Regions from separate parts of the Mus musculus genome. Here regions 1, 2 and 4 are each linked to region 3. The links are chromatin loops, found by intact Hi-C in ENCODE. Cell type or tissue: gastrocnemius. All regions are shown on one strand.

What was found. A loop is a pair of places that touch in the nucleus more often than their neighbours do. Peaks named below come from ENCODE experiments on the same cell type or tissue, not always from the same donor. Only the 100,000 strongest peaks of a DNase experiment are listed, where the experiment ranks them.
Region 1: it touches region 3 in a loop (9-fold over the local background); 17 of 42 quality-filtered maps call a loop at or near these places.
Region 2: it touches region 3 in a loop (4-fold over the local background); 14 of 42 quality-filtered maps call a loop at or near these places.
Region 4: it touches region 3 in a loop (2.8-fold over the local background); 16 of 42 quality-filtered maps call a loop at or near these places.

What each region holds. Positions count from the first base shown.
Region 1 is chr12:3,790,583-3,793,082 of GRCm38, forward strand. No RefSeq gene overlaps it. Among named protein-coding and RNA genes, the nearest start is that of Dnmt3a, 15 kb to the right of the region's middle. In gastrocnemius, a CTCF peak has its summit at 1,433 (motif pointing left); DNase peaks (open chromatin) are centred at 1,395 and 1,855; H3K4me3 peaks cover 1,215 bases; H3K27ac peaks cover 1,253 bases.
Region 2 is chr12:3,805,444-3,807,943 of GRCm38, forward strand. Dnmt3a (DNA methyltransferase 3A) reads left to right here and starts at 1,537. Exons shown (of 23, transcript NM_007872.4): 1 at 1,537-1,677. In gastrocnemius, CTCF peaks have their summits at 981 and 1,187; DNase peaks (open chromatin) are centred at 628, 1,006, 1,515, 1,932 and 1 more place; H3K4me3 peaks cover 2,084 bases; H3K27ac peaks cover 2,137 bases.
Region 3 is chr12:3,694,901-3,697,400 of GRCm38, forward strand. All of the region lies in intron 9 of Dtnb (dystrobrevin, beta), which reads left to right. Among named protein-coding and RNA genes, the nearest start is that of Dnmt3a, 110 kb to the right of the region's middle. In gastrocnemius, a CTCF peak has its summit at 1,031 (motif pointing right); a DNase peak (open chromatin) is centred at 1,034; H3K27ac peaks cover 523 bases.
Region 4 is chr12:3,783,021-3,785,520 of GRCm38, forward strand. Dtnb (dystrobrevin, beta) reads left to right here. Exons shown (of 18, transcript NM_001162465.2): 18 at 1-1,050. Among named protein-coding and RNA genes, the nearest start is that of Dnmt3a, 23 kb to the right of the region's middle. In gastrocnemius, no CTCF peak of the experiment used is centred here; DNase peaks (open chromatin) are centred at 278 and 1,431.

The sequences.
Region 1 (2,500 bases), 96 kb after region 3:
TCAGTGGTTAAGAGCGCTGACTGCTCTTCCAAAGGTCCTGAGTTCAAATCCCAGCAACCACATGGTGGCTCACAACCATCCGTAACAAAATCTGATGCTCTCTTCTGGAGTGTCTGAAGACACACTACAGTGTACTTACATAATAAATATATAAATAAATATTAAAAAAAGAAAACAACAGAGAAACCCAGTCTCAAAAAAAAAAGAAGAAGAAGAAGAAGAAGAAGAAGAAGAAGAAGAAGAAGAAGAAGAAGAAGAAGAAGAAGAAGAAGAAGAAGAAGAAGAAGAAGAAGAAAGAAAAGAAAACAACAAGAGTCTGGCAGTGGTGACACTCGCCTTTAATCCCAGCACTTGGGAGACAGAGGCAAGCAGATTTCTGAGTTCGAGGCCAGTCTGATATCTAGAGTTGAGTTCCAGAACAGCCAGGGCTATACAGAGAAACCCTGTCTAGAAAAAAAACAAAAACAAAAACAAAACAACAACAACAAAAAGAAAAAAGAAAATATCCCGGAACTTATACCTTTCCCCAGCTTCCCAGAGCACCCCGAGGCTCTCTCCTCTGTATGTGCCTCTGACCTATCCATTCCCAATCCAGACCCCTGGATCACCTTCATCTAACCTCAGCCCATCTACACTGGCCCAGGTCTAACCTAGGCGCAGTGCTCCAGAGCAGTGGAACCCCACACTTCCCAGACACCAGTCACATCCCCTTCCTCCCCAGTTCTGTCTCATGTGGAACAGGGCTGGCAGGGCCAGATCTGCACCAATCAACATACTGCAGCCAGTGTCCATCGCATTGTCAGAATGTGGACGCTAACCATCACCTGTGGAAAAGCACCCATGAAAACACCTTCCCTGGCTCACACACTGGGCAGAGGCTGAGAGAAAGACGGAAAGGGGAACGCCTGGGACTCACCCCCAAACCTCAGTTGTCTTATAAAAACGTCGACAGCCAGGCATGATGGCTTCCACCTGTCATCTCAGCACTGAGAAAACTGAGGCAGAAGGATTGCCTGTCTCCAAAATAAATGAGTACAAATAAATATTACACGAAAATAAACAAACAGTGCATCTCTTTTAAATAGGTCCCACCAGGGATTTTTCTCGTCTGTTGGTTCGTGAGGTTTTCATAAACGTACGACAAATGGGAAACTTGGCTATTTATAGTCTTAACAAATTGCCATTATTTAAAAAAAAAAAAAAAAAAAAAAAAGGATTGTCCCCGAGGAGTAAGCACACCACAAACGTTCTCTTCATTAGGAGTAAGCCAGCTCCTCCTTATGACCGCGTCCCCTACCACAGGTCCTCTGGGCTTGTCCCTTCATAGTCCGAGCCCAGCCAATTAGGAGCCAATTTTTTGATGTCCCGCCTCCTCCGCGACAGGCAAATGTATGCTCCGCCCCTCCACCAGCGCCACCTGGAGGTTGAGGAGCGAATGTGCGGCGTCTGCGCAGAGAGTACAGGGCCCAAGTGAATCCGTGCGAGTCCGATGCGTGGCTTGCTGCGGGATTTTTTCGGGCGGAGCCTCCAGGAGCTGTCACCAGCGCCTTCAAGCCTCGGTGCTCAGCTAGTTGTGTTGTAAATTATATCCTCTATCCCCTCGAGGTTTTTTGTTTTGTTTTGTGCCTCCCCTCCCCCAAGGATTTGCTAAAGGAAAATTGGCTCAGAAAAGTGACCAGAAAGCCTTATTTTCCAGAAAGCCTTATTTTTTTTTTTCTTGGCCATTTATTCACTGTCTAAAATAGGCTGGCCTCTAACTTGCAGCGTTCATCATGTCGGTGGGAGTGATGGAGCATTTAAAATGGCTCCTGAAGCCAGGTGTGGGGACACATGCATGCAGTCCCAACATTTGCTTCTCATGATGGACGAGGCTTGGAGTCGAGAGGGGTGGTAGCCTTTTCCCTGGTGGGACGGCCAAGACATCGCCAGCTCCTCCCCTAGAGAGACTGACTGGAGACCCTCGAACTACATCAAGCACAGAACTGACACAGCCAGGGTTCACTCTGCCCCCGATTCTTTTTTTTTTTTTTTAAGATTTATTTATTTATTTAATGTAAGTACACTTTAGCTGTCCTCAGACACTCCAGAAGAGGGAGTCAGATCTCATTACCGATGGTTGTGAGCCACCATGTGGTTGCTGGGATTTGAACTCCTGACCTTCGGAAGAGCAGTCGGGTGCTCTTACCCACTGAGCCATCTCACCAGCCCCGGATTCTTAACCTAAATGGAGAAATGAATGTTTCCTTTGAATAACTCAGTGACCCTCAGGAGAATAACCTCCACCCCAGCTTTCTTTGTCCAGATGTGGTGGGGTGTACCTCCGTAAGGTGGGAGAGTGCCAGAAAAAGTGTCTTTATTGAGTACCTACAAAGAGGGACAAACCCTAAGTTCCTTTTTGGAATAGGTGCCACCCGGGAACCCCAAGAGTTTTAGCTGTGGCATATTGTACATCTGTTTTGCACAAAGGAAAATACTCCTTTAGACTCTTTTCCAATCATGT
Region 2 (2,500 bases), 110 kb after region 3:
AAATGGTCTTGTCCTTAGTCAAGCTGGGAGCATCATTTGGAGGGCTATGGATTTGGATACAGGAAGCCTGCAGTTCATACAGTCATTCAACCAACATTTATGAGGACGTAGCATGTACAGGTGCTGAGCTGTATTGAAGGCAAACGGTGTCCTTGTCCTCACAGGGCATGACGAGTCCTAAGAACTGGCCAGGTGAAAGACTATGGGTGGCAGAAATGAACACCAGTAGTGGAGGGTGGGGGTGCGATATTGAGTGCTATTAGGAAAGGTCAGGACAGTTGCTTTGGGGTAGGGAAGACTGAAGTGTAAATGTGCCCTGCAAATAGGAAAGGGTGGTTCTGTATTTCAATGAATTAGGCAACTGTCCCTTTGATCCTCAAATGGGGTGAAGTGTTCTAGGTGGGGCGTGTTCTATGGGAACCTGCTTCAGCATTGAGGGTCTGCAAATAAGTGTGCCGTGGGTGTGGGAGATGCAACTCAGGACACTGGGGCACTGAAGGGCTGGATGGATGGTGCTGTCCAGTGACAGGAGGGAGGAGCCTGACAAGGAGGCTGGGAGTCAGGGGATTCAGTGCCAAGCTCCAGTGATGGTAGCTGGAGAGGTGAGCACTACAGACCCGGAGCCCTGAGAGCACCCCCACACTGAGGGAGCCAGGTCTAGTGCCCGTCTGCAGAGAATCTTGCAGCTGGAAGAGGCAGGCCTTCAATGTCATTTAGTTCAACCTTCCACCTCTTCAGATCTTTCCAGAGCCCACCTGAGGGCATCCAACTCTTTTTGGACACCTCAAGGTACGGAAAGCTTACTGCCTTCTAGGGAGCCCACTCCGTGGCGGTGCTCGATGCTCTAGGATGGCCTCGAGGCGCCAGGCGCTCCGACCTTGGCCCTGTGCAGCCGTCTGGCCACCGCGGCACCTGGCTGTGGGTGGCGACGCGGCTGAGCAGGCGCTGCTGTCCCCAGCCCCAGTGCTGAGGCGCGCAAAGCGCAGTGGGCTCTGGTGGAGGTCGGGAGAACTGCAGGGCGAAGGCCGCCGGGGGCTCCGCGGGCGGCGAGGGGGGGGGACGGGGGGGGGCAGGCACTTGACACCGGCCCGGGAGAGGAGGGGCAGCTGTCCCTACGACCAGTGCTGGATGCGGGGACCCAGCGCAGAAGCCGCGCCAGGTAGAGGGGCGCCGCAAGGTGGGGAGGTTGCGGCCGGGGGACCACCCGAGGGGCACAGGGCGGCCGAGATCGCAGCTCCGGCAGGGTGCCCGGCCCGGAGCGCCGCAGTCGGGGCGCGGCGGGGTCCCGAACCCGCTCCTCCCGCCGGGGGCGCTAGGACCGTCCGCGGCTCGGATAGCTCCCGCCGCGGCGCCCCGGGGCCCCCGGGGTTGCCTCCCGGGCGGCTCCGCAGCGCCGGGGCCAGAGCCAGCGCGGCCACGGGGGGCGAGCGGCGGGCGGAGGCCTGGGCGGCGGGCGGCCGGAGGGAGGGAAGGAGGAAGGCGGAGAGAAGAGGCGGGCGGGGGGGACCCGGCGGAGGAGGCGGAGAGAGGGAGCGCGACAGCGACGGAGGGAGGGAGCGCGGCAGGCAGCGGGCGGGCCGGGAGGCGGCGCGGGCGGCGGCGCGAGCAGAGGACGAGCCGGGACGCGGCGCCGCGGCAGCAGGGCGAGCCGGGCCGCCCGACCCGCCGGGCCACACGGTAACCAGCACGGCCTGCGGCCCGGGAGCTGAGAGGGCGGGCGGGCGGGAGGGCACAGCAAGGCGGTGGGGAGCGCGGCTCGGACCCCGCAACTCGGCGCGCGGTGCTGAGAGCGCGGACCGCCCGGGCCGAGGGTTTGTTTATGTCCCCGCCGCTCGCCCGCCGCTCCTCTTCTGCGCGCCGCCTCCGCCGCGGACGCCCCTCGGCGCCCCCGCCCGGCCCGGGCTCAAGTTCAAGTCCGTACAATGCCGCGGGGGGCCTCCGCCGGCCTGCGCGCCGCCCGACGCGCGCTGCCGCAGGGCCCCGCCGCCTCCGCCTTCCGGGCTCTGCCCCCGCCCGGGGGCCCGGTCGGGGCCTGCGGCCGTGCGCTGCGGAGTGCGGACGGGACCGGGAATCGGGCGGCGGGAGGGGAGAGGAGGGGGAGGGGGCGCGGGCGGCCGGGGAGCGCCGTGGCCACGGCAGAAAATGGCAGCCTGGCACGACCCGGGCCCCGCGCCCGCCCCGCCCCTCCCCCGGGCCTGCAGGCTCCGCGCGGCGGGGGGGACCCTGGAGGCCCCCGGCAGGGCCCAGGGGCGGCCGGGGCCCGCGCCGGGGAGCGCGGCGTCGCGATCTTCCCGCGGCCACCTGTGGCTTGGGGGTGCGGGGCGCCGGCGGGCCTGGGAGGGGCGCGCGCGTGGGGAGCGTGCCCGCTCGGGGGCGCACGCTCCCGCGGAGGCCAGGCGGAACGGCGTGGAGGGGGGGGCGTCGCGCCCGGCTCCTCCCTGCCCCCGCTGCGGGCCGTGGGAGCGGGGTGGTGGTGGCGGCGGCGGCGCCGCAGTATGGG
Region 3 (2,500 bases):
ACCCCACACACACAGAAGTACACACACTACATACACAACAAGCACACAAAATCTTACATTTTTCCACTATTGCATAACAAGAAATAATAGGTGTAGTGGCATACTTCTATAATCCCATCACTTAGGAAGTAAAAGCAGGAGGATCAGAGGTTTCATATAGCCTTAGCCAGCCAAGGCGACGTAAGACTCAGCCTCAAAAAATAAACAAGGAAAAATTAAAAACTGTGGTAGCAATTTGGGGTAGAAATTTAAGCTAATGATGAAATAAAGTATATTTGACCGTCTCATTGTTTGCATAGTATCAGGATTTGTTCAGGTTCTCAGACTTAAAGGTCAGATGTTGATACTGGGGACTCCCAGTGGTCTAGCTTTTTGCTTACTTAACCTTCACAGCAACCCTGATGGCATGTCTATCACCAGTCTGTTGAAAAGCCAAGTACAGCCTCAGTGAGGCCGAGTGACAGGAACAAAGGCAAGGGTGTTGGGGTTTGTGTCCACATCCCACCTTCCTTTCAGTCTTCCTTCCATCTCCTGCTTCCTGTTGTGCTAAGAAGCCTTTGGGGCAGAGATAGTCAACAGTTAAAGTGTAGTGTAAACCAATGGCACGTTTCAGAATCCAGAGGGATTGGTTGGACCATAGAAGGCAGCGGTGGAAAGTGACTGAAGGAAAGCGAAGGCCTCAGTTCTCTTTCTTGAAGTTTGTGATAATCAGTCACTCAGTTACCTCAGGATATTCTTTAATAACAATGTATATGAAACAGCTTGTAAGCAATTAGGATTCCATCAGTAAGTTAGAACTTTCAAATCTGTTCTTATATCGCAAAAATGTGTGCTCCAAAAGGCTTTGGTGTGCTCCAGAAGGCTTCGGCTCCCTCTCTGCTGAGCCCTAGGTGTGTAAGTAGTACCTGGGGCACTGGAGCACTTACATGTATTGAAGAATAAATGAATGAATGGCACAGTACATATCTTTTTGTTTTTGTTTTCTCCTTAGTCTTAATGTCTCCATGGTCATATCCCTACACCTTCCAAAAGCCTCCACTAGATGGCAGCCATAATTCCTTATGTCCTTTTAGGGGAGGTTGACACTATCAAGTAAACAAGGTTTCTAGAATCTCAGGGCTTGTATTCAAAACAAAACTAATTAATTAGTCTATCAGCACTCTAGCAACTTTTCTTCTAAGTCTCTGAAAAAATTCGTCTATCTTTTGGTCAAAACATTTTCATCCAATTTGCAGCTCTTGATGTCTTTGATAAACCTACTGTTGTAGTTCAAGCAATTTGTTCATGCTAAGGGTCTAATTATCTAGCCACAGAGTCCTTAAGCCTGATTTCTCTAATTAGAGGTTACTTCGAGTTTCACTTCAGTTTGTGGCTGGTTTTTTCTGACAGAGAGCAAACCAAACTGGGATTGCTTCATGTCTGTATTATTTTCATATTCTGACAAGAAGCGAAGGGTCATGTCCTTCTACTGCAACTAGGACTCATTGAGTTTGTAACAGAGCTGCCACACTGTAGTCCACAAGTGGAAGCCAGCCGATGGGACACTATCTGGGATTGACCTTCTTATTTTTAAATCATTAAAGATAATTTGGAGGAGGTAGTCTGTATACACATGTACATGTTTATGAAGGCAAGACTTCAGACCCAGTATGTTTTTTGTTTGTTTGTTTGTTTTGTTTTTATTGTTTGTTTTTTTGAGACAGGGTTTCTCTGTGTAGCCCTGGCTGTCCTGGAACTCACTCTGTAGACCAGGCTGGCCTCGAACTCAGAAATCCGCCTGCCTCTGCCTCCCGAGTGCTGGGATTAAAGCCGTGCGCCACCACGCCCGGCCAGGTATGTGTTTTTAATTATTCGCTACCTTATTCTTTTTTTTTTAAAAAAAGATGTATTTATTTATTTATGTATTTATTATAAGTACACTGTAGCTGTCTTCAGACACACCAGAAGAGGGCATCAGATCTCATTACAGATGGTTGTGAGCCACCATGTGGTTGCTGGGATTTGAACTCAGGACCCAGGAAGAGCAATCAGTGCTCTTAACTGCTGAGCCATCTCTCCAGCCCTACCTTATTCTTTTTTATTACATTTTATGTATTTTGTGTGTTCACATGAGAGTAAACTTTGTGAGAGCTGATTGTCTCTGCTGTGTGGGCACTGGCTATCGAACAGGTCGTCAAGCTTGGCAGCAGGTATCCTCCCCACTGAAGCCTCTCCCCAGCCTTCTACCTTATTTTTTGAGACAAGGTTGCTCACAGAACCTGGAACATGCTAATTTAACCAAAAGCTTTAGGGATCCTCCTGTCTCTCTGCCTCTCAGACATTGCAGCCGTGCACCACTCACCGCTCATGGCTGTTTACATTGATTCAGCAGCTATTGTGCCAACTGAGCCATCTCGTCAGCCCATAACAGTAAGTTGTAATTTATCTTTAGATTAATTTAATTCAAAAAATTAAATGGTATTAAATTATTTATAAAATAAAGATAAGATTTATTAAAAAG
Region 4 (2,500 bases), 88 kb after region 3:
TTGCTGCTTTCTGTGACAGGGAAGAACCAGATGCTCCCTGGGCCATCTTCTGTATGTGCTGAGGGAAGCTTGAGACCCTAGCTGACCCAGAACTTGCAATCTTCCTGCCTCTGTCTTGAATGGTCATAGACCAGATATGTGAGATTCCAGACATGTGCCACCAACCTGGCCATCCTGGGAAGCCACTGCCCTCCTAGCTTTGATGCATGTGCACAGCTGTTCTGAACTGTTCTTACCTGGCACTCTGAATTTACTGCTTGGCTGGTTTCCTGCATTGCTGGCTCCCTGTTCCCGATGCCCACCAGCATTAGAAAGGCACAGTTGCCATGGCAATACTGAAGTCATCTGAATTCCTGCAGCAGTGTCTGGAAGAGAAGGGCTCATGCAGAGCTGGGTGGTGGGCCTCAAGCCTGGCCTCAGCTAATGTACTCTTCAGGGGTCAAGTGTTTGGTTACAGCTGGAGTGTGGGAGGTAGGCCTCTGGAAGACCCTACCCTCACAGACTTCCAGAATTGGAGGACTCCCAGCAAGGGTTCTCAGGCAGCACCCTATTCCATCCAGCAGTCCTCAAACTGAGCATGCATCTGAGTCTGCTGCAAGCTTATTAATGCCTCCAGAGTGTTTGAGCAGCCACTCTGGGCTGGAGCCAGCGCTTTGCAGTGGAGTCCCAGGACATCTTGGTACTCAGCCTGGAGCCTATATTGTCAAAACCACTTTGAGCTTCTAAGAAGAGGAAACGAATCCCACCCATGCAGGGAACAATTTTTTTAGTCAGGTAGAAAAGTCTGTTGTCTGTCCTAGAAGAAGAAGAGGTAGAGGGAACCTCAAAAATCCCATTGTTTCCCTGGGGTCTGGAAAAAGGTTATGTGTACTGGGGCTGGTGACCCCTATACTTCATTTGTCTTTCTTTTTTTCTTTAGACTTATTTTTAATTCATTCTCTCTCTCTCTCTCTCTCTCTCTCTCTCTCTCTCTCTCTCTCTCTCTCTCTCTCGTGTGTGTGTGTGTGTGTGTGTGATCATATACGAGGCATTAAACCCTAATGAGCAATATTCAGTAAAGAATCAGAATCAATTTGGGTCCTGGGCCTGAGGACAATAATAGTCCCCTCCATAGCTCCAAGAGTCCCAAAGGACCCAGTCCTTTACTTCCCACTGTCACCTCTGAGGCAGACCCTTTTTCCAGTGGCCTCTGGGGACAGTGATACTTCCTATTCCCAGGTAGCCTCTGGAGCTGTGCCTGGGAGAGGAGCCACCCTTTGGCCACTGCCTTCCTAATGTCACCTCTCTGCAGCTCATTGTTGGGTGGGATGTTTGAAGGAGTGCTGCACCTTGGGCTGCTGGGAATGAAGTCACACAGTAAGTTATAAGCCGCAAGTGTCAGGAGTGGCTCAGGGCCCAGGGATAGGAGCCAGGCACAGATGATGGCTGTGAGATGCTCTGGTGGGGCCTCTGCCTTCTGCCCTTTTCCTCTTGGCTGCCAGTCTGTGTGGGGCCTACTTTCCTCATTGCCTAGGCAACCATTCTGAGCTCTCCCTTCATCTAGGCCCACCATGGGAACCCAGATCCTTGCTTCTAAGAGGACAAAGACCTAAGGAACAGGGGTAGGTATAGAGCTGCGTATGGGAGAGCAGTGCTCACACTGGAGGGCACACAAGGTGGCATAGGGCAGCTTCCCACCTGAGGCTCAGGTGATAGCTTCCCACGTCCAGACGCACTCACTAGGCCTGGGATTTCACCCTATTATGTCCTAGCTCATGTTGGGGACTTAGCTTCATAGTTCTTCAGTAGGTTCCCACGCAACAGGTGCTGCTTCCCGTCTCAGAGACTCTTATCTGCCTCTCCCTCCCCTTCACACACTGTACCTTTCCCTGCCCAGCTCCTGCAGGACTTCCTGGGGGCTGCATGCTTCAAGGAGACCGCTTATCTTTGTGCCCTCAGCCATCCATAGAGAGTGGGAATTAGATTGGGGTCATCCAGAGGCCTTGGGCCAAACTTTGCACACTCTGGGGTTTAAAGTTAGTGCAATGGGGAGGGGCCCTGCTTTAACAGTTGTTTGCTGAGGCCCCTACCCTGAGCAGCCCAGAGCCTCACCTCATACTCACTGGATTTTTCCTGCCCCCCACCCCCACCCCTTTATGACTTGAGTCTTAATCCACTCCTGTTGAGAAGAGACAGCTCTAGGATAGGGTCTCCTGGGCTATGTTGTCCACCCACACACAGCTCCCCTCAGAAAAAGCCTTCCATTTGGCACACCCAGGCACACCCTGCATAGGAACTCTACTTTCAGAACTATCTCCAAGCTAAGCCCCATGCCCGACAGGGTAAATGGAACCAGAGAGCAAGGCTGCTGAGATATTTAGAGAGATATTGGTATAGCTCACTGATCCAGTGCTTGCCTAGAATATGCCAGGCTCTGGCTGGGTTCAGCCTCCAGTACCAAAATAAAAGACATCTTGGAAGGGAAAACTCAATCCAGGAATCGTGACTCACACATACATTC